Linked DNA regions of Homo sapiens: region 1 is linked to region 2. Evidence: chromatin loops called from intact Hi-C (ENCODE). Cell type or tissue: Caco-2. All regions are shown on one strand. Each heading gives the region's core, and the rest is flanking DNA. Links, peaks and the distances in the headings are about the cores only.

What was found. Peaks named below come from ENCODE experiments on the same cell type or tissue, not always from the same donor. Only the 100,000 strongest peaks of a DNase experiment are listed, where the experiment ranks them.
Region 1: a loop joins it to region 2, with 6 times the contacts of the local background. A loop is called at or near these places in 3 of 110 quality-filtered maps.

Annotation. Positions count from the first base shown.
Region 1 is chr11:77,795,108-77,805,797 of GRCh38, forward strand. The region is part of intron 1 of RSF1 (remodeling and spacing factor 1); the gene reads right to left. Among named protein-coding and RNA genes, the nearest start is that of RSF1, 20 kb to the right of the region's middle. In Caco-2, for the core only: no CTCF peak of the experiment used is centred there; DNase peaks (open chromatin) are centred at 5,727 and 6,554.
Region 2 is chr11:77,723,632-77,734,321 of GRCh38, forward strand. It overlaps RSF1 (remodeling and spacing factor 1), which reads right to left. Exons shown (of 16, transcript NM_016578.4): 5 at 1,914-2,068. It also overlaps the pseudogene FTH1P16. Among named protein-coding and RNA genes, the nearest start is that of RSF1-IT1, 11 kb to the right of the region's middle. In Caco-2, for the core only: no CTCF peak of the experiment used is centred there; no DNase peak of the experiment used is centred there.

The DNA of each region.
Region 1 (10,690 bases), core at 4,425-8,424, 72 kb after region 2:
AAAATGAAATACCTACAAATACATTTAAACAAGAAGGTAAAAGATCTCTACAAGCAAAACTATAAAACACTGACTGAAAGAAACTGAAGAGGACAAAAACAAATGGAAAGACATCACATGTTCATTGATTAAAAGAATATCAATAAAATGACCATACTGCTCAAAGCAATCTACAGATTCAATGCAATTCCTATGAAAATACTAAGATCAGTTTTCATAGAACTAGAAAACACAATGCTGAAATCACATGAAACAAACAAAAAAACCCTGCAGAACAGCCAAAGCAATCCTGAGCAAAAGGATCCAAACAGAGAGACAGCTGTCAACAAAGCTGGGGGCATCACACTACCCAACTTAAAAATATATTACAAGCTACAGTAACCAAAACATTTCAGTATTGGTATAAAATCAGACACACAGACCAATGAAACAGAATAGAGAACTCAGAAATAAATATATTTACCAGCCAACTGATCTTAGACAAAGCTGTCAAGAACCTACACTGGGGAAAGGACACCCTCTCAAATAAGTGGTGCTGAAATAACTGGAAAAGCATATGCAGAAGAATAAAACTGGACCTCTATTTCTCATCAAACACAAAAATCAAATTAAGATGAATTAACAACTTAAACATTATTTGTAGAAAACATAGGGAAAACTCTTCAGGACACTGACCTAGGCAAATATATTAAAGCTAAGAAGAGCTCTGGTAGAATTCGGCTGTGAATCCATCTGGTCCTGGACTTTTTTTGGTTAGCAGGCTATTAATCACTGCCTCAATTTCAGAACTTGTTATTGGTTTCCTCAGGGATTCGACTTTTCCTGGTTTAGAGGTGTATGTGTCCAGGAATTTATCCATTTCTTCTAGAATTTCTAGTTTATTTGCGTAGAGGCGTTTATAGCATTCTCTGATGGTAGTTTGTATTTCTGTGGGATCAGCAGTGATATCCCCTATATCGTTTCTTCTTGTGTCTATTTGATTCTTCTCTCTTTTCTTTTTTATTAGTATTCCAAAAAATAGGAAAAGAGGGAATCCTCCCTAACGCATTTTATGAGGCCAGCACCACCCTGATAGCAAAACCTGGCAGAGACACAACAAAAAAAGAAAATTTCAGGCCAATATCCCTGATGAACATCAATGTGAAAATCCTCAATACAATATTGGCAAACCAAATCCAGCAGCACATCAAAAAGCTTATCTACCATGATCAAGTCAACTTCATCCCTGGGATGCAAGGCTGGTTCAACATACACAAGTCAATAAACGTAATTCATCACATAAACAGAACCAATGACAAAAATTACATGATTATCTCAATAGATGCAGAAAAGGCCTTTGACAAAATTGAACAGCCTTTCATGCTAAAAAATCTCAATAAACTAGATATCGATGGAAACATATCTCAAAATAATAGCTATTTATGACAAACCCACAGCCAGTATCGTACTGAACAGGCAAAAACTGGAAGCATTCTCTTTGAAAACTGGCAGAAGACAAGGATGCCCTCTCTCACCACTCCTATTCAACATAGTATTGGAAGTTCTGGCTAGGGCAATCAGGCAACAGAAAGAAAGAAAGGGTATTCAGATAGGAAGAGAAGAAGTCAAATTGTCTCTGTTTGCAAATAACATGATTATACATTTAGAAAATCCCATCGTCTCAATCCAAAATCTCCTTAAGCTAATAAGCAACTTCGACAAAGTCTCAGGCTATAAAATCAATGTGCAAAAATCACAAGCATTCCTATACACCAATAACAGACAAACTGAGAGCCAAATCATGAGTGAACTCCCATTCAAAATTGCTACAAAGAGAATAAAATACCTAAGAATCCAAGTTACAAAGGATGTGAAGGACCTCTTCAAGGAGAACTACAAACTACTGCTCAAGGCAATAAGAGAGGACACAAACAAATGGAAAAACATTCTATGCTCATGGATAGGAAGAATCAATACCGTGAAAATGGCCATACTGCCAAAAGTAATTTATAGATTCAATGCTATCCCCATCAAGCTACCGCTGACTTTCTTCACAGAATTGGAAAAAAACTAATTTAAACTTCATATGGAACCAAAAAAGAGCCTGCATAGCCAAGACAATCCTGGGCAAGAAGAACAAAGCTGGAGGCATCAAGCTACCTGACTTCTAACTATACTACAAGGCTAGAGTAACCACAACAGCATTGGTACTGGTACCAAAACAGATATATAGTCCAATGGAGCAAAACAGAGGCCTCAGAAATAACACCACACATCTACAACCATATGATTTTTGACAAACCTGACACAAACAAGTAATGGGGAAAAGATCCCCTATTTAATAAACGGTGTTGGGAAAACTGGCTAGCCATATGCAGAAAACTGAAACTGGACTCCTTCCTTAAACCTTACACAAAAATCAACTCAAGATGGATCAAAGACTTAAATGTGAGACCTAGGACCATAAAAATCCTAGAAGAAAATCTGGCCAATACCATCCAGGACATAGGCATGGGCAAAGACTTCATGTCTAAAACACTAAAAGCAATGGCAACAAAAGCCAAAATTGACAAACGGAATCTAATTAAACTAAAGAGCTTCTTCACAGCAAAAGAAACTATCATCAGAGTGAACAGGCAACCCATAGAATGAGAAAAAATTTTTGCAATCTATCCATCTGACAAACGGCTAATATCCAGAATCTACAACAAACTTAAACAAATTTACAAGAAAAAAACAACCCCATCAAAAAGTGGGCAAGGGATATGAACAGACACTTCTCAAAAGAAGACATTTATGCAGCCACAGACATGAAAAAATTCTCATCATCACTGGTCATTAGGCAAATGCAAATCAAAACCACAATGAGATACCATCTCACGCCAGTTAGAATGGCAATCATTAAAAAGTCAGGAAACAACAGATGCTGGAGAGGATGTGGAGAAAATAGGAATGCTTTTACACTGTTGGTGGGAGTGTAAATTAGTTCAAACATTGTGGAAGACAGTGTGGCGATTCCTTAAGGGTCTAGAACTAGAAATACCATTTGACCCAGCGATCCCATTACTGGGGTACATACCCAAAGGATTATAAATCATTCTACTATAAAGACACATGAACACGTATGTTTACTGCAGCATAAATCACAATACAAACACTTGGAACCAACCCAAATGTCCATCAATGATAGGCTGGATAAAGAAAATGTGGCACACAGGCCGGAAGCAGTGGCTCATGCCTGTAATCCTAGCACTTTGGGAGGCCAAGGTGGGTGGATCAACTGACGTCAGGAGCTCGAGATCAGCCTGGCCAACTTGGTGAAACCCCGTCTCTACTAAAAATACAAAATTTAGCCAGGCACACACACGCCTATAATCCCAGCTCCTTGGAAGGCTGAGGAAGGAGAATTGCTTGAACCTGGGAGGTGGAGGTTGCAGTGAGCCGAGATCATGCCACTGCACTCTAGTCTGCATGACAGGAACGAGACTCCATCTTAAAAAAAAAAAAAAAAAAAAAAAAAAAAAAAAAAAAAAAAAGGCACATATACACCATGGAATACTATATAGCCATAAAAAAGGATGAGTTCATGTCTTTTGCAGGGACATGGATGAAGCTGGAAACTATCACTCTCAGCAAACTATCACAAGAACAGAAAACCAAACACCACACATTCTCACTCAGAAGTGGGAGTTGAACAATGAACACATGGACACAGGGAGGCAAACATCACACAACAGGGCTTGTCGGGAGGTGGGGGGATAGGGGAGGGATAACATTAGGAGACATACCTAATGTAGGTGACGGGTTGATGGCACGTGTATACCTATGTAATGAAACTGCACGTTCTGCATATGTACCCCAAAACTTAAAGTATAATTAAAAAAAAAAAAGAAAAAAAAGAGCCCAAAAGCCTTGAACAAAAACAAAAATAAACAAATGGGACTATATTAAATTAAAAAGCTACACGCAGAAAAATAAGCAGTCAACAGTGTGAAGACACAACCTCTTGAATGGGGGAAAATATTTACAAACTGCTCATATGACAGAGGAATGATATCTAGAATATACAAGAAACTCAAACTAAATAGTAAAAAAATAATAATAATAAAGACTAAAAATAAATTCCATTAGAAAATGGGTAGGCAGGGTGCAGTGGCTCACGCTTGTAATCCAAGCACTTTGGGAATATGAGGCGGGAGGATCACTGGAGCCCAGGAATCTGAGACCAGCTTGCAACATGGCAAAACTCCATCTCTATAAAAAATACAAAAATTAGCCAGGTGTGGTGGCATGTGCCTATAGCCCCAGCTACTCAGGAAGTGAAAGGATCGCTTGAGATCAGGAGAGGTCGAGGCTGCAGTGAGCCATAATCTTGTCTATGCACTTCAGCCTGGGTGACAGAGTGAGACCCTGTCTCCAAAAAAAAAAAAAAAAAGCAAAGGATATGAATAGACAATATTGTGTAACCATCACCACTACATAATTACAAAATATTTCCATTAACCCAGAAGGAAATCTTGTCCTTTCAAATTTCACCACCCCAATCTCGGGCAGCCATTAATTTATTTCCTGTCTCTATGAATTTGCCTATTCTGAATTTGTCATGTAAATGGAATCACACTCAAAGAAAAGAAAAGCTGGTTGTTTGAAAAGATTAATAAAATTGATAAACCTTTAACTAGACTGATGAAGAAAAATAGAAGACTCAAGTTTCCCAAGTCAGAAATGCAAGCAGGGATAGTACTAACAACCTTACATAAATAAAAAGATTATAAAAGAATACTATGAAAATTGCATGCCAACAAATTAGATAACCTGGATGAAATTATCAACTTCACTGAAACAAACTACCAAAATGTACTCAAGAGGAAACAGAAAATGTGAATATCCCTGTACAGAGTAAAGAGACTGAGTCACAAATCAGCTTTCCCACAAAGCACTGCAGCTACGTGGGAGGCTAATGTGTGAGGATCACTTTAGATCAGGAATTTAAGGCCAAAGTGCCCTACGATTGCTCCCGTGAATAGCCACTGCACTCCATCCAACCTGGGTGACGTGGCAAGACCCTATTCTCTAAAAATAAATAAATAAATAAAAATAAAGTTTAGGAAAAATTTGGCTGTGGTAGGGCGTAGTGGCTCATACCTGTAATCCCAGCACTTTGGGAGGCCGATGTGGGTGGATCACTTGAGGTCAGGAGTTGGAGACCAGCCTGACCAACATGGTGAAACCCCGCCTCTACTAAAAATACAAAACTTAGCCAGGTGTATTGGCACACACCTGTAATCCCAGCTTTGCGGGAGGCTGAGGCAGGAGAATCATTTGAACCCGGGAGGCAGAGGTTGCAGTGAGCTGAGATCACACCACTGCACTGCAGCCTGGGCAACAAAACAAGAACCTGTCTCAAAAAAAAAGAAAAGAAAAAAGTATTTTCCACAAAGAAAGCCCAGTACCAGATGGCTTCACTAATTCTACCAAACATTTATAAAAGAATTAACACCAGCTGGGTGTGGCAGCACATGCCTGTCATCTCAGCACTTTGGAAGGGAGAGGATCACTTGAGGTCAAGAGTATGAGACCAGCCTGGGCAACACAGCAAGACACTATCTCTACAAAACACTCAAAATTAGCTAGGCTTGGTGGCAAACACCTGTACTCCCAGCTACACAACAGGCTGAGATGGGAAGACAGCTTGAGCCCAAGACTTCAAGGCTGAAGGGAGGTATGATTGCACCACTGCACTCCAGCTTGGGCTACAGTGAGACTCTGTCTCTTCAATTAGCTGAGTGTGATGGTGCACCCTAAGTTCTCAGGAAGCTGAGGCAAGAGGACTGCTTAAGCCCACTAGGTCAAGGTGGCAGTGAGCCATAATCGCACTATCGCACTCCAACCTGGGTAACAGAGCCAGGCCTTCTCTCTCTCTCTCAAAAAAAAAAAGAATTAATTCCAATCCTTCTCAAACTCCTCCAAAACACAGAAGAGGATAGAACACTTCCCACACTTCCCAATTCATTTTATAAGGCCAGGATTACCTTGTATATATAAGAATACATGGTTGGGGCTGGGCTCAGTGGCTTCCACCTGTAATCCCAGCACTTTGGGACACCAAGGTGGCTGGATCACCTGAGGTCAGGAGTTTTGAGACCAGCCTGGTCAACATGGTGAAACCCCAACTCTACTAAAGATACAAAAGTAGCCGGGTGTGGTGGCACATGCCTGTAGTCCCAGCTACTCGGGAGTTTGAGACAGGAGAATCACTTGAACCCAGGAGGCGGAGGCTGCAATAAGCTGAGAGCTTGCCACTGCACTCCAGCCTGGGCAAAACAGAGCAAGACTCCGTCTCAAAAAAAGAAGAAATACATATTCGATCTTTGCTCCACAGTTCCTGACACAGAGCTCCTAAAATCCTTGTAAATTCCTGAGTGATAGGGCACTAGCAGCATCTTTTGTTCTAATATGTGCTCTTTGGACCTGGTTCCTGACACAGAGCTCCTAAATTCCTTGCAATTTCCTGAGCAATGGGGTAACATGCGTGTCTACACAGAGCTCTTAAATCCCGTGGAATTTCCTGGGTGATAGAAGCCTCTTTTGTTCTAATGAGGCAACTCTTGGTGGGCTCCTGGAATCTTCAGAATGAGAACTGGTCACCAGGAAGACCAAGCCATGATTACATGCCTAGAGCCTGGAACTTTCAGCCCCATCCACTTCCTCCAGAGAGCGAAGAGAGTCTGGAGACTGGGTTAACAATCAATCATGCCTACATGATGAAACCTCCATTAAAAAAAAATCCCTAAACTGGCTGGGCATGGTAGCTCATGACTGTAATCCCAGTACTTTGGGAGGCTGAGGCAGGAGGACCGCTTGAGCCTAGGAATGCAAGAACAGCCTGGGCAACAGAGAGAGACCCCATTTCTATAAAATAATAATAATAATAATCCCTAAACTAGGATTTAGACAGCTTCTGAGTTGGTGAATGCATTCATGTGCTGGGGGACAGAAGCGCCTGCACTTGGGACTCTTCCAGATCTTGTTTACCCAGCGTACCTCTTCATCTGGCTGCTCGTTTATAACCTCCATAATAAAGCTGAAACAGAAGTAAAGTGTTTCCCTGAGTTTTGTGAGCCAATACAGTAGGTTATTGAACCTAAGAAGGAAGTTGTGAGAACCCCCAATTTGTAGTCAAGTCAGACAGAAGTGTGGGGACCCTTGGAACCCAATACTTGCAACTGATGTCTAAAGTGGGAAGGCAGTCTTGTGGGTCTGAGTCTTTAATTTGTGGGACTGTGGTAACTCTAGGTAGTAAGTGTCAGAATCAAATTAAATTTTAATACACCCACTTGGTGTGTGCAGAGAAATGGAAAATTGCTTGGTGTGGAAAAACCACAAATTTGGTGTCAGAGTATTCTGTGGATAGAAGGAACAAATTTTCATTTACTTTAATACTGAAACCATTTAATTAATTAATTTTTTTTTTGAGACAGAGTTTTACTCTTATTGCTCAGGCTGGAATGCAATGGCGCGATCTCAGCCTACTGCAATCTCCGCCTCCTGGGTTCAAGCGATTCTCCTGCCTCAGCCTCCCAAGTAGCTGGGATTACAGGCACGCACCAGCACGCCTGGCTAATTTTGTATTTTTAGTAGAGACAGGGTTTCACCATGTTGGCATGTTGGCCAGGCTGGTCTCGAACTCCTGACCTCAGGTGATCCATCCGCCTTGGCCTCCCAAAGTGCTAGGATTACAGGAGTGAGCCACCAAAACCATTTAAAAGATATCACAAGAAAAAAACTTTCAACAATGTACTAGCAAACTATGATATATAGCGCCTCTCCAGTGCCTCTCACTCCAGCCTGGGTGACAGAGTGAGGCCTCATCTCTAAAAAACAAACAAACAAAAACCTAGCAAACTGAATTCAGCAACATATGAAAGACATTATATACTATGAACAAATGGGACGGGATAGGGGCTAGCCATGCCAGAAGGACCTATTGTGAGATTAGAGGGTAGGGGCTTTATGCCACGTAGTTTCAGCCCAACCTCCAGGGACAGGATAGGAACTAGAGAGTGAGTTGTTTGTTTTGAAAGAGGGTCTCACTTTGTTCCCCAGGCTGGAGTGCAGTGGCACAACCATGGCTCACTGGAGCCTCCACCTCCTGGGCTCAAGTGATCCTCCCGCCTCAGTCCCCCAAGTAACCAGGACTACAGTTGCATGTCACCAAACCCAGCTAATTTTTTTATTTTTTGTAGAGACAGGTTTCAACATGTTGCCCAGGCTAGTCTTGAATTCCTGAGCTCAAGCGATTCACCCACCTCGGCCTCCCAAAGTGCTGGGATTACAGGCATGAGCCACTGTGCCTAGTCAAGAGTGAGTTCTATCACAAAACAAATACCCTAATAAAAACTGTTATGTTGGCTGGGCATAGTGGCTCATGCCTGTAATCCCAGCACTTTGGGAGGCCAAGGCGGGTGGATCACTTGAGGTCAGGAGTTCCAGACCAGCCTGGCCAACATGGTGAAACCCTGTCTCTACTAAAAATACAAAAATTAGCCGGGCATGGTGGTGCGCACCTGTAATCCCAGGTACACAGGAGGCTGAGGCAGGAGAATTGCTTAAACCTGAAGGCGGAGGTTGCAGTGAGCCAAGAGCACGCTACTGCACTCCAGTGTGTGCAACAGGGTGAGACTTCATCTCAAAAAAAAGCTGTTATGCATGGCCAAGTGTGGTGGCTCACACCTATAATCCTAGCGCTTTGGGAGGCCAAGGCAGGAGGATCATTTGAAGCCAGAAATTCAAGATCAGCCTGAGCAACATAGTGAGACCCCATCTCTAGAAAAATATAACTAAATTAACTGGGCATGGTAACATGTGCCTGTAGTCCCCCCTACTTGGCAGGAGGATCGCTTGAGCCCAGGAGCTCAGGGCTGCAGTGGGCCATGTTGCACCACTGTACTGCAGCCTGGGCAACAGAGCAACACCCTGCCTGAAAAGAGAAACAAAAAACTGTCATACTGAGCAGTTTCCTGACTGGTGAACACAATGATGTGCTGGGAAGGTGACATGCCCTGATTCTACAGGGAGAGTGCACAGAAGCTCTGCATCCAGGACCCTTCCAGACCTTGCCCTATGGGTCTTTTCATCTGGCTGGTCTTATGTTGTATCCTTTATAATAAAGCCATAACTGTAAATAAAGCACTTTCTTGAGTTCTGTGAGTCATTCCGGTGAATTACAGAACCTGAGGTGGGTTATGGGAAATCCTCAGATTTGTAGCCTGTCGGGTAGAAGGGCAGGTAGCATGGGGACCCCACCTATAGCTGGCATGTGAAATGGGGACAGTCTTGTTGGTGACATTCTACCTTGTAAAATGATGGAACCATCCTTCACTAAATAAATGGCATGAGACCAGCCTTTACTTATAGCTCAAATAATATTACAGGTCTATATAAGCACATGGTGTCTAATAGTTGGAGAGCCAGCCACGGTGGCTCACGCCTGTAATCCCAGAACTTTGGGAGGCCAAAGTGGGTGGATCACTTGAGCCCAGAAGTTTAAGACCAGCCTGGGAAACACAGTGAGACTCCATCTCTAGAAAAAAAAAATTAGCTGAGTATGGTGACACGTTCCTGTGGTCCCAGCTACTCAAGAGGCTGAGGTGGAAGGATAGCTTGAGCTCAGGTCAAGGCTGCAGTAAGCCGTGATTCCACCACTATACTCCAGCCGGGGTAACAGAGCAAGACCTTGTCTCAAAAAAGGCTGGATAAAGAGTTGTTCCTCAGATGGAATTCAAGTCAAATTATATTTCTTCTAGACAATTTTTCAAGATCAATCAGGAATCTCTTTACCAACTTTCAACCCCCACAAACACACATATCACTTATGTGTACTTCTCATCTACAATGAACTAAATCCACACTATATATTAAACATGTGTTTATTTATCTAGAGTGGTATTTCAAGTTATTGGAAGTTCCCGTTTGTTTCTTTGTGGGGAGAAAGGAACAAAAAGGATGTCCAATAAGTATCAAATCTCTGTACCTAGCAGAAAAAAGCAATCTCTAAAATTACAACAACCTTTTTTTTGCAAATAAAAATGACAGAATGTCTTGGCAGGGCACAGGCTCGTGCCTGTACTCCCCATGCTTTGGAGGCTGAGGTGGGTGGATCACCTGAGGTCAGGAGTTCGAGACCAGCCCGGCCTACATGGTGAAACCCTGTCTCTACTAAAATACAAAACTTAGCCAGGCGTGGTGGCATGCTGAGGCAGGAGAATTGCTTGAACCCAGGAGGCAGAGGTTGCAATGAGCCAAGATCACACCACTACACTCCAGCCTGGGGGAGAAAGCGAGACTCCATCTCAAAAAAAGAAAAAAGAAAAAAAAAGAAAAGACAGATTATCTCACTAAAGAAAACTTTACCTATAAGACAAAACAATTGGGTACAAATGCCAAGATAGTTAATTAAAGTTAATTTTAATTACCTTAAGTACATAAATAAGGCACTCTAAAAAAATTCTTCTTAAAAGCATAAATGTTAAATGCATACTTAACGTTTATATAGCATATATATACATGTATGTAACAACTTAATTCACAAAAACAAGAATTGCAAAATATGATATATTGCTATAATCTGTTTATTCAAGTAAGCTTTTAGAAAGCTATGAAATTAACATGGTAGTGCTTCAAATAGTACTTATATGTAAGTTACCAGACT
Region 2 (10,690 bases), core at 3,603-7,602:
TGCTTAATACATAGGAACATTATTATATACTACACGGAAAGGCATAATTCCTTGTTTACAAGCAATGCTTGCAGATATGGAATGCTTTCTATAAATGGTTTCCTGAGAGCAGCAAATAAAGGAATAACATTATTTTTAGGTTCTAATCAAAACTAGCAGAAGCAAACTAAAAGCAAAGAAAACATAATAAGGAAAGCAAATTCCTTCCCTTGTCATTAAAAGGTTATCAATAACAAATATTAACTAAAAAGATGTTGGTCAAAATTTCAGTTGGTTTCTTTCCTTTTGAAGAGCTCAGGACTTGGCTCTGTCTTCCTAGAATGGTTAGAATTTGATCTGCCTAGTTAAGCAAATTAGAAAACTCAATCAGAAATCAGGTTTAACAATTACAATTATCATAGACTTAAGAGTTTTCAAAGCATAACAAAAAAATAAACAACCCAAAGAAAAAATGGACAAAAAACTTGAATAAACATTTTTCCAAAGAAGATATACAAATGGCCAATAAACACTTGAAAAGATAGATGCTTAACATCACTTGTCATTAGGAACTAATAATTACAATGAGATGCTGTTATAAAAAAACAAACAGAAACAAGTGTTGGTGAGGATGGGAAGCAACTAGAGTCCTTGGGCACTACTGGAAGGAATGTAAAATGATGCAACTGCTGTGGAAAACAGTATGTGCTTCCTCAAAAAATTAAACACAGAATTACCATATATGATCCAGCAATTCCACTTCTGGATTAAAAGAAGGGAAAGCAGGGACTCAAGAGATATCTGTACACCCAGTTCATGGCAGCATTATTCACAACGTCCAAAAGGTGGAAGAAATTCAAGTGCCCACTGATGGATGAATTGATAAACAAAATGTGGTATATACATACAATGGACAATTATTCAATAACTTATTATTATTAAAAGGAAGAAAATTCTGACATACACTACAACAGTGGTTCCCAACCTTTTGGCACCAGGAAACAGTTTCGTGGAAGACAATTTTTCTATAGGAGGTGGGCTGGGGGGATGGTTTTGGGATGAAACTGTTCCACCTCAGATCATCAAGCAGTAGATTCTCATGAGGAGTGTGCAACCTAGATCCCTTGCATAAGTGGTTCACAATAGGGTTTGTGCTCCCATGAGAATTTAACACCGCCATTGATCTGACAGGAGGTGGAGCTTGGGCGGTAATGCTCACTGGAGTGGTAATGCTCACTCGTCCCTGCTCACCTCCTGCTGTGCAATCTGGTTCCTAACAGGTTACAGACTGGTACTACTCCTTGGCCTGGGGGTTGGGGACCCCTGTAACATGGATGAACTTTGAAGACACTATGCTATGTGAAATAAGCCTGTCACAAAAGTGCAAGCATTATGATTCCTCGGATATGAATGATCAAATTCATAAGAGACAGATAGCAGAATGAGAGATGCCAGGGGCTGAGGGGAAGGAAAAATGCAGAGTTTAGTGTTTAAAACATACAGAGCTTTAACTGAGAAAGATCAAAAAAGTTCTGGAGATGGATGGTGGTGATGGGTGCATCACAACAATATGAATGTACTTAATGCCACAGAACTGTATGGTTAAAAATGGTTAAAATGGTAAATTTTATGTTATATTTTGCCACAATAAAAAAGTTCATTAAATGTCTTCACATTCCTTAGTAAAAAATATTATGTTTTGATGATCTGAACATTTTTTACTAAGATATTTTTAAATGTTCTACATAAAAGAGCAACATATTTAATATTTTTGGCCTCATTTTCTTTAAATTAAGGAAAAATCAACCTCCTTTTATAAGAAGGCTCCCAATTCAAATTGAGATAGAAATTCAGAATTATATAGTTGGGAAGAGGAGTGGAAGAATATGGAAGAGATTACAAAACAAAGCAAAACAAAACACACAAAAAAAAACCTTGTTTAGGTGTTTCTTCCTCTTTTTTAGTCTCCTCATCCTCTAAGCTGGGACTTTCCCGAGAAGAGTTGTCTTGTTGGCTAGAGTTTTTCAATAGTACAGGATCAATTTGTGCTTTCAGGAGTGCAAGAGTCTCAGCCAACTCGTTTCGATTTCTAAACAAGGAAAAAAATAAGACAGCATAAAAACCTTTTTCCTGTTCTAGAGAACTTTCTGAATAATACCAATAGAAATTAAAATAAAAAAAGAAAAATACATTAAGAACATCAAAAACACTGGTACAGCTAGCCCTAATTAACCCTGAATTTTAAAAGCACTAAGAAAAACACATTAAAATATACTGTTCTTCAGAGAAGAATATTAGATTTTCCTCTCTACTGATTGGAATGACAATGAATATCTCTTGGGTTGAAAAGAAAAGTAGGAACAAAATTACACAAAAATCAACGTTTGATAACTTTAAAAATAGTATGTAATCTCTAAGGAGATGAAATCAATGTAAAACTTGATTGCAAAAGTATTTTTTTGTTTTGTTCTTGATTCATTTGGAAATAATTCTTTTCTACCTTCAGAGATAATAGCATTTGACACTGCTACAAAATTAAGATCCAGAACTTTCTGATTACAGCAAAACATCAGTTCCAATAACACAATTTAAAAACATAAAAAATTTTGGTAGCTGATTTTATTTTGTTAATAATGGTTTATAACTGATTCCACAATACCAGAAAATTCCAAATAAATAAAAGTCTAACCTATAAATTCTACTTAAAAAAGAGACATGGTCTCACTTTGTCATCCAGGCTGGAATGCAGTGACCTGATCACGGCTCACGGTAACCTCAAATTCCCAGGCTCAAGACCCTCCTACCTCAGCCTCCCAAGTAGCTAGGACTACAGTTGTATATCCCTGTATCTGGCAAATAAAATCCTATATTTTTACTAGCAAAAACAAAGGTGTGGTATGGTTAATTTAAATGCCACTTACAACTGAGAAAACTCACTTGGATATTTTTCTTGCTCAGACAAGCAAGAAATGCTGTCAGACAGTGCATAATGCTGAAGATAAAAAGCAGGCCCTGGACTAAGAGTTGGGAAACTGAGTTCTAGATATGCCACTAGATTATTAATTAGCACCAAGATCCTCCCATCTGTGTTCTCAATGTGCGATGTAAATACCCCTGATTCAAAGTGAAAACTGTTAAGATGAAATGACTCGTTTTCTTATCTGTCATGTCACATATGGCTCCTACCCTCCTTTCCCTTTCCAATTCCATGCCAGCTAGATTCTACTGCTTTAGAGTAGGAACTCTGCATTCCAAAGAGCCCCTGGACAAGTTGTATATCCTCATTAGGCCTCAGCTTTCTTATTTATAAAATAAAAGAACAGATTCTCTTGAGTATTACTAAATTGGTCTTCTAAATAAAGCAGTAAAATTGCCACTGATAAAAATCAGAAATTAAAATGACAATCAATTATACATGAGAATAAAACATACATGTTCATACATATCATATGAGCATATATAATAACCAGTCTAGAATTTTAATTATCTAATATCAAAAGGTAAGACTAGATGTTTTCTCAAAGTCTTGTCTGGTCCTGCCTCCATTTTACAGGAAGGAAAATTAAGACTCAGAGACTTTATTTATTTTTGGCAAAGATCCAGTCCCCTAATTTCATTACAACCTGCTTCTAACTTAAGGATCTATGCTTTATTACTACTCATATTCCATTGAGAATTCCATATGTTAAAAAAAGGAAAAAGAGAATTCCATATGCAACGAATGGCTCGATCTATTTATTTCTGAAAGTCATGGTGGGAACTGAAGAGTATACTGAAGTTATGCACCATAACAATTTTAAAAAGCTTCAAAACGTAAGAGAGCTAATATTGCTAGGAAAATCTATTTCAATTACTTCCACTACTTTTTTTTTTTTTTTTTTTTGAGATGGAGTTTCACTCTTGTCACCCAGGCTGGAGTGCAATGGCAGGATCTTGGCTCACTGCAACCTCCTCCTCCTGGGTTCAAGCGATTTTCCTGCCTCAGACTCCCGAGTAGCTGGGATTACAGGCACCCATCACCACGCCTGGCTAATTTCTTTTGTAATTTTAGTAGAGATGAGGTTTCACCATGTTGGTCAGGCTAGTCTCGAACTCCTGACCTCAAGTGATCTGCCTGCCTTGGCCTCCCAAACTGTTGGGATTACAAGCGTGAGCCACTGCACCCAGCCTACTTCCACTACTTTAAGCAAAAAGGGAATTTAGCATTAAAATTTATTAAAGAACAACTCCCTAAAAGGCTTTTAATCTGTTTAATGTGTTTAAACACAAGCCTAAGGTAGTCGTTATTATATGAAAACAAAACTACCCATCTTTGGGTTTTTCCTATTTTTGAACAATTTAAAAAATCCTAAATCTGAGTTAGTCAGAGGAAATTTTTATGAATTCCCTCAAATCACATCCAAATTTCTTAACACTATGTACAGAATATTTTAGACTATGGACCCTAACAACAATCCAGTTGTTTTGCTACCCCTCCCTCACTTGTTCTCTGTTCTCCAAACCATTTCTTCTTTCAGGTATGTTAAATCAGATATATCCCTCCAAAATACCAGGCTTTCTTAGGATATCGGGTGACTGACTGCACTTCTGCTCTCTTAGCCTGGAATGTGTTCCCCATGGCTAATTCCAATTACTCTCTCAAAGACAAGTATAGAATGAATAAACAAAATCTAGTATATCTACATATGGAAATACTACTCAGCCATAAAAAGGAATAAAGTTCTGATTTATATTACACGGATAAACTTTGTAAAGATTACTCTACTTGAAAGTGGCCACAAATGGCTGGGCGTGGTGGCTCACACCTGTAATCCCAGCACTTTGGAGGGCGAGGCAGGCAGATCACCTGAGGTCGGGAGATGGAGACCAGCCTGACCAACATGGAGAAACAGGAAAGGAAAGGAAAGGAAAGGGGAAAGGAAAGGGGAAAGGGAAGAGGAAAGGGAAGGGGAAAAGGAAGAGGAAAGGGAAGGGAAGGAAAAAGGGAAGGGAAGGGAAGGGAGAAGGGAGACGGGAGAAGGGAAGGGAAGGAAAGGAAAGGGAAAGAAAGAGGCCACACACAGAAAGTCACTTATTATATAATTCTATGTATACAAAATGTTGAGAATAGACAAATTATAGACACAGAAAGATTGGTGGTTGTTAAGGGCTAGGAAAAGGGAGAATGAAGAATAACTGCTAATGGGTACAGGGTTTTCTTTTTAGGGTGAGAAAAATATCCCGGTGTTAGATAGTGGTACCAGATGCATAACTTGTAAAAAAAAAAAACTGCTCAATTATATATATTTTACAAAAAAGAGATGGTGGCTTGGACAAGAATGCAGCTATGAAGGAGAAGTGATCAAATTCTAGATACAATCATGCATGAAGAGCTGATTGGATTTGCTGTTAGGGTAGATGTGGAGTGAGAGAAAAAGCAGTTACGGATGTGCTCCAAGGTTTTGGGCCTTAGGGTTTACACTTGGTATAAAAGCACTCTCTGTAGTCCCACTCTGTTCCTGAAGAAGCACCTGATGGAATCTGGTATAAGGTCTCTATTTGCTAAATTTCTCTCATCATTAATAACCAAACACTAACACTTGGTTATTATATTTACATCTCTGCTTATCTTTTTCATTCCTAAAGAAATTCTATTGACACATTCCATAGGGTTGAGCCAAGGAAAGGATGTAGCTGCTATTAACAGAGATGGGACGTTCAGATTAGGGTAGAAAGGTTCAAAGTTTAGTTTTGGGCAGACTGGTTACTGACTTTGACTTAACCAGATTCTAAACTGTTATATTTTCCTATATGTACCTTAAGTTAATCTAGACTTCAATGAAATGGAACACGTCATCCTAACCATTATTATTGTGAAATATGATTTCTCCCAGCCTAGGAGTTGTTCAGAGTTTGAATTAGTGGTAGGTGCTAAACATTTCAGAAGCAATGAAGAAAAAAAAAATAACAAAAATAAACAGACGCCCCTGAACCCCAACCCCACAAAAAAAAAAAAGTCAAGTATAGGCATTATCTTCTGCCAAGTATGAGCCAAGTATCTGGTTCTTCCACAGCACCCTTGATAATCTCCATCACAGACTTTGTGACTCTGTATTATGTAATATCTCCCTGTACCTTTCTCCCATAACAAAAACTCCTTAACAAATGGGACCAGGTCTTCACATCTACAGAGCATAAAACAGTATAAATATAACAAGCCTTTTGTAAATATTTTAAATATATGATTCCAGAGTTGAGAAACAATATTCCAACTTTTTGGTATAAATGCCAAATTATTCAGTAGGCAAAAAAAAAAAAAAAAAAAAAAAAAAAATTGTGGAGGCCAAGAAAACTGAAGAGGCATTAATTAGTAATATCAATAGCAGTACTATTAATCTAAGATGTTAACATTAGTGAATGAGCACTATGTTCCAAGCATTAATTATTCCAAGAGTTTTATATTAATTAGTTCATATAATTCCAATATAACCCAATTAAGTAGGTATTAAATTATTCCCATTTTATGACTGAGGAAACTGAGGACACATAGAGAGGTATGGTAATTTGCCTAAGGTAAGTTAGTACAATTTAGCAAGACTGAATTTTGAAGTCTGACTTTAGAGCCCTTCTTAATCACTGTGCTATATTAGCAGGTTTTAGATATATATATATGGTTTAGAAATGCATTCATACAGTTTGTAATTATGGGTACATGAAAACTGTATATACTATTTCAAATTCAACTTTCTGAAAATGACTGTCAAACCATTATCAATTTTGAAAATATTTTTAACGAGGTATAATTCACATACTGTAAAATAAACATATTTTAAGCACTCAGTTCATCAGTTCTGACAAATGCATACATTGTGTAATCTACACCATAATCAACATAAGGAATATCACTATTCCCACAAAAATTCCCTCCTGTCCTTTCCTACTCAATTCCTTTTCCCCACCAAAGCAAGAAGAATCACAGTTTTTATTATGATAACCATAGATGATACAGTTTGGCTGTGTCTCCACCCAAATCTCATCTTGAATTGTAACTCCCACAATTCCCACGTGTTGTGGGAGGAACCCAGTGGGAGGTGATTGAATTATGGGATGTGTCTTTCCTGTTCTGTTCTCGTGATAGTGAATGAGTCTCACGAGATCTGATGGTTTTGAAAACAGGAGTTTCCTGCACAAGCTTTCTTTTCCTGCCGCCATTGATGTAAGACATGACTTGCTCCTCCTTGCCTTCTGCCATGATTTTGATGCCTCCCCAGCCATGTGGAACTGTGAGTCCAATTAACCTCTTTCTTTTGTAAATTGCCAAGTCTTGTCTTTATCAGCAGCATGAAAACGGACTAATATAGTAAATTGGTATCAGGAGTGGGGCGTTGCTGAAAAGGTACCTGAAAATGTGGAAGTGGCTTAAAAAATGGGTAAAAGGCAGAGGTTGGAAGAGTTTGGAGGGCTCAGAAGAAGATATGAAAATGTGGGAAAGTTTGGAACTTCCTAGAGACTTGTTGAATGGTTTTGACAAAAATGCTGACAGCAATATGAACAATAAGGCCCAGGCTGAGGTAGTCTCAGAATGAGATGAGGAACTTGTTCCCCAACAGGAGTAAGGGTGAGTTTTGTTACGTTTTAGCAGAGACTGGTGGCCTTTTCCCCTGCCCTAGAGATTTGTGGAACTTTGAACATGAAGGAGATGATTTAGGGTATGTGGAGGAAGAAATTTCTAAGCAGCAAAGCATTCAAGAGGTGACCTGAGTGCTGTTAAAGTCATTCAGTTTTATAAGGGAAGCAGAGTATAAAAGTTTAGAAAATTTGCAGCCTGGCAATGTGACAGAAAAGAAAATCCCATTTTCTGAGGAGAAATTCAAGCTGGCTTCAGAAATTTGCATAAGAAACAAGAAGCCAAATGTTATCCCTGAGACAATGGGGAAAATGTCTCCAGGCATGTCAGAGGTCTTCACGGCAGCCCCTCCTATCACAGGCCTGGAGGCCTAGGAGGAAAACATGGTTTCATGGATCAGGCCCAGGGTCCATGTGCTGTGTGCAGCCTAGGGACTTGGTGCCCTGCATCTCAGCCACTCCAGTCATGGCTGAAAGCTGCCAATGCAGAGCTCAGGCTGTGGCTTCAGAGGGTGCAAGTCCCAAGCTTTGGCAGCTTCCATGTGGTGCTGAACCTGTGAATGCACAGAAGAACTGGAGTTTGGGAACCTCTGCCTAGATTTCAGAAGATGTATGGAAACACCTGGATGCCCAGGCAGAAGTTTCCTGCAGGGGTTGGGGGCCCTCATGGAGAACCTCTGCTAGGGCAGTGTGGAAGGGAAATGTGGGATCAGAGCCACACAGAGTCCCTACTGGGGCACCACCTAGTGGAGCTGTGAGAAGAGGACCACTGTCCTCTAGACCCCAGAATGGTAGATCCACTGATAGCTTGCACCGTGTGCTTGGAAAAGCCGCAGATACTCAAGGCCAGCCCATGAAAACAGCCAGGAGGGAGGCTGTACAGGGGCGCAGCTGCCCAAGACCATGGGAACCCACCACTTGCATCAGCATGACCCAGATGTGAGACAGTCAAAAGAGATGATTTTGGGGCTTTAAGATATGACTGCCCTGCTGGATTTCGGACTTGCATGGGGCCTACAGCCCCTTTGTTTTGGCCAACTTATCTCATTTGGAATGGCTGTGTTTACCCAATGCCTGTACCCCCATTGTATCTAGGAAGCAATTAACTTGCTTTTGATTTTACAGTCTCACAGGAAGAAGGGACTTGCCTTGTCTCAGATGAGATGTTGGACTGTGGACTTTTGAGTTAATGCTGAAATGAGTCAATACTTTGGGGGACTGTTGGGAAGGCATGATTGGTTTTGAACTATGAGGACATGAGATTTAGGAGGGGCCGGGGCAGAAAAATATGGTTTGGCTCTGTCCCCACCCAATTCTCATCTTAAATTGTAACTGCCACAATTCCCATCTGCTGTGGGAGGAATCCGGTGGAAGGCGATTGAATTAAGGGTGCAGGTTCATTTCCTGTGAGTGAATGAGTCTCACGAGATCTGATGGTTTTAAAAACAGGAGTTCCCTGCACAAGCTCCTTCTTTGCCTGCCGCCATCAATGAAAGGCATGACTTGCTCCTTCTTGCCTTCTGCCATAATTCTGAGGCCTGCCCAGCCACATGGAACTGTAAGTCCAATTAAACCTCTTTCTTTTGCAAATTGCCCAGTCTTGGGTATGTCTTTATCAGCAGCATGAAAACGGACTAATACAATAGATTTTTAATTTTATTAATTCTAGAACTTATCACAAATGGAATCAAACAGTATGTGCTTCTTTCACATACAAGGAATTTTGAGACAAATCCATATAGTTTCATAGGTCATCCCTTTTTATTGCTTAGTAATAATTCATTGTATGAGTAATGTTAAGAATAAAGATGCTATGAACATTCTTATACAAGGCTTTTTGTAAACATGTTTTCATTTCTCTAATATAAATACCCAGAAATGAAATTTATAGGTTATGGGATAATAGTTTGTTAACATTTGAAGAAACTGCAAAACTTTCCCAAAGTGGTTGTATCATTTTACATATACAAGAAGGTGTTTCAGTTGGTTCATATCCTTGTTAACATTTGGTGCTGTAAGCCATTTTCGTTTTACTAATTCTAATGGAAGTAAGGTAATACCTCATTGTGGTTTTAATTGGAAATTCTACAATGAATAATGATGCTAAGCACTTTTTCATATGAATACTGGCTATATATATATATATTCTTTATGAAGTAACTGCTTAATAGTCTGCATATAACTTTATCTTCCTTAGTATACTTGGTACAAAAGTACTTTCTGTAGTCCCACTAAGATCCTGAAGAAGCTTGTGATGGAATCTGGTCTATGGTCTTTATTTGCTAAAATTCTCTAATCATTAATAACCAAACACTACCACCTTGTTATGTTTACATCTTTGATTTTTTTTTTTTTTTTTTTTGAGACACAGGGTCTCACTCTGTTGCCCAGGCTAGAGTGCAGTGGTACAATCACAGTTCACTGCAGCCTCAAGCTCCTGTGCTCAAGCAATCCTCCCACCTCAGCCTCTCAAGTCACTGAGACTACAGGCAAGTGCCACCACACCTTGCTGATTTTTGTATTTGTTGTAGAGACAGGGTTTCATCAAGTTGCCTAGGCAGGTCTCCAACTGCTGGGTTCAAGCAAACTGCTCACCTGGGCCTCCCAAAGTGCTGAGGTTATAGGTGTGAGCCATCATGCTGAGCCCATCTTTTTCATTCCTAAACAAATTCTATTGACATACCCCATGGAGTGAATAAAATCACTTATTACATCATATTTGATTAGATGTAAAATTTTTTTTTCTGTACTTTTATCTTCTTTCATTGAGGCCTAAAGATGAAATAATGCTTTTGTGGCAATTCTGTTTTAAACATTAACTGGAATAAGTAGGACACTGGCTGGAGCTTAAACATTTTTGCTATTGAAACCTGTTATAATACTTGATTGAGCCATATGAAATCACCATTTTTATAGGTCAAAATGTTCAAATGTTAACAATTTCATATGGTTTAATGAAACTTAACTACTTCTATTGTTTTGTAAATCACATACTAAATCTTGTTTCAACTTAAAGTATAATTATATATAAGTTAATTGCTTCCTATCTATTCATCTAATACATATATTTATATTATTATTATTACTTTTTTTGGGGGGGGGTACC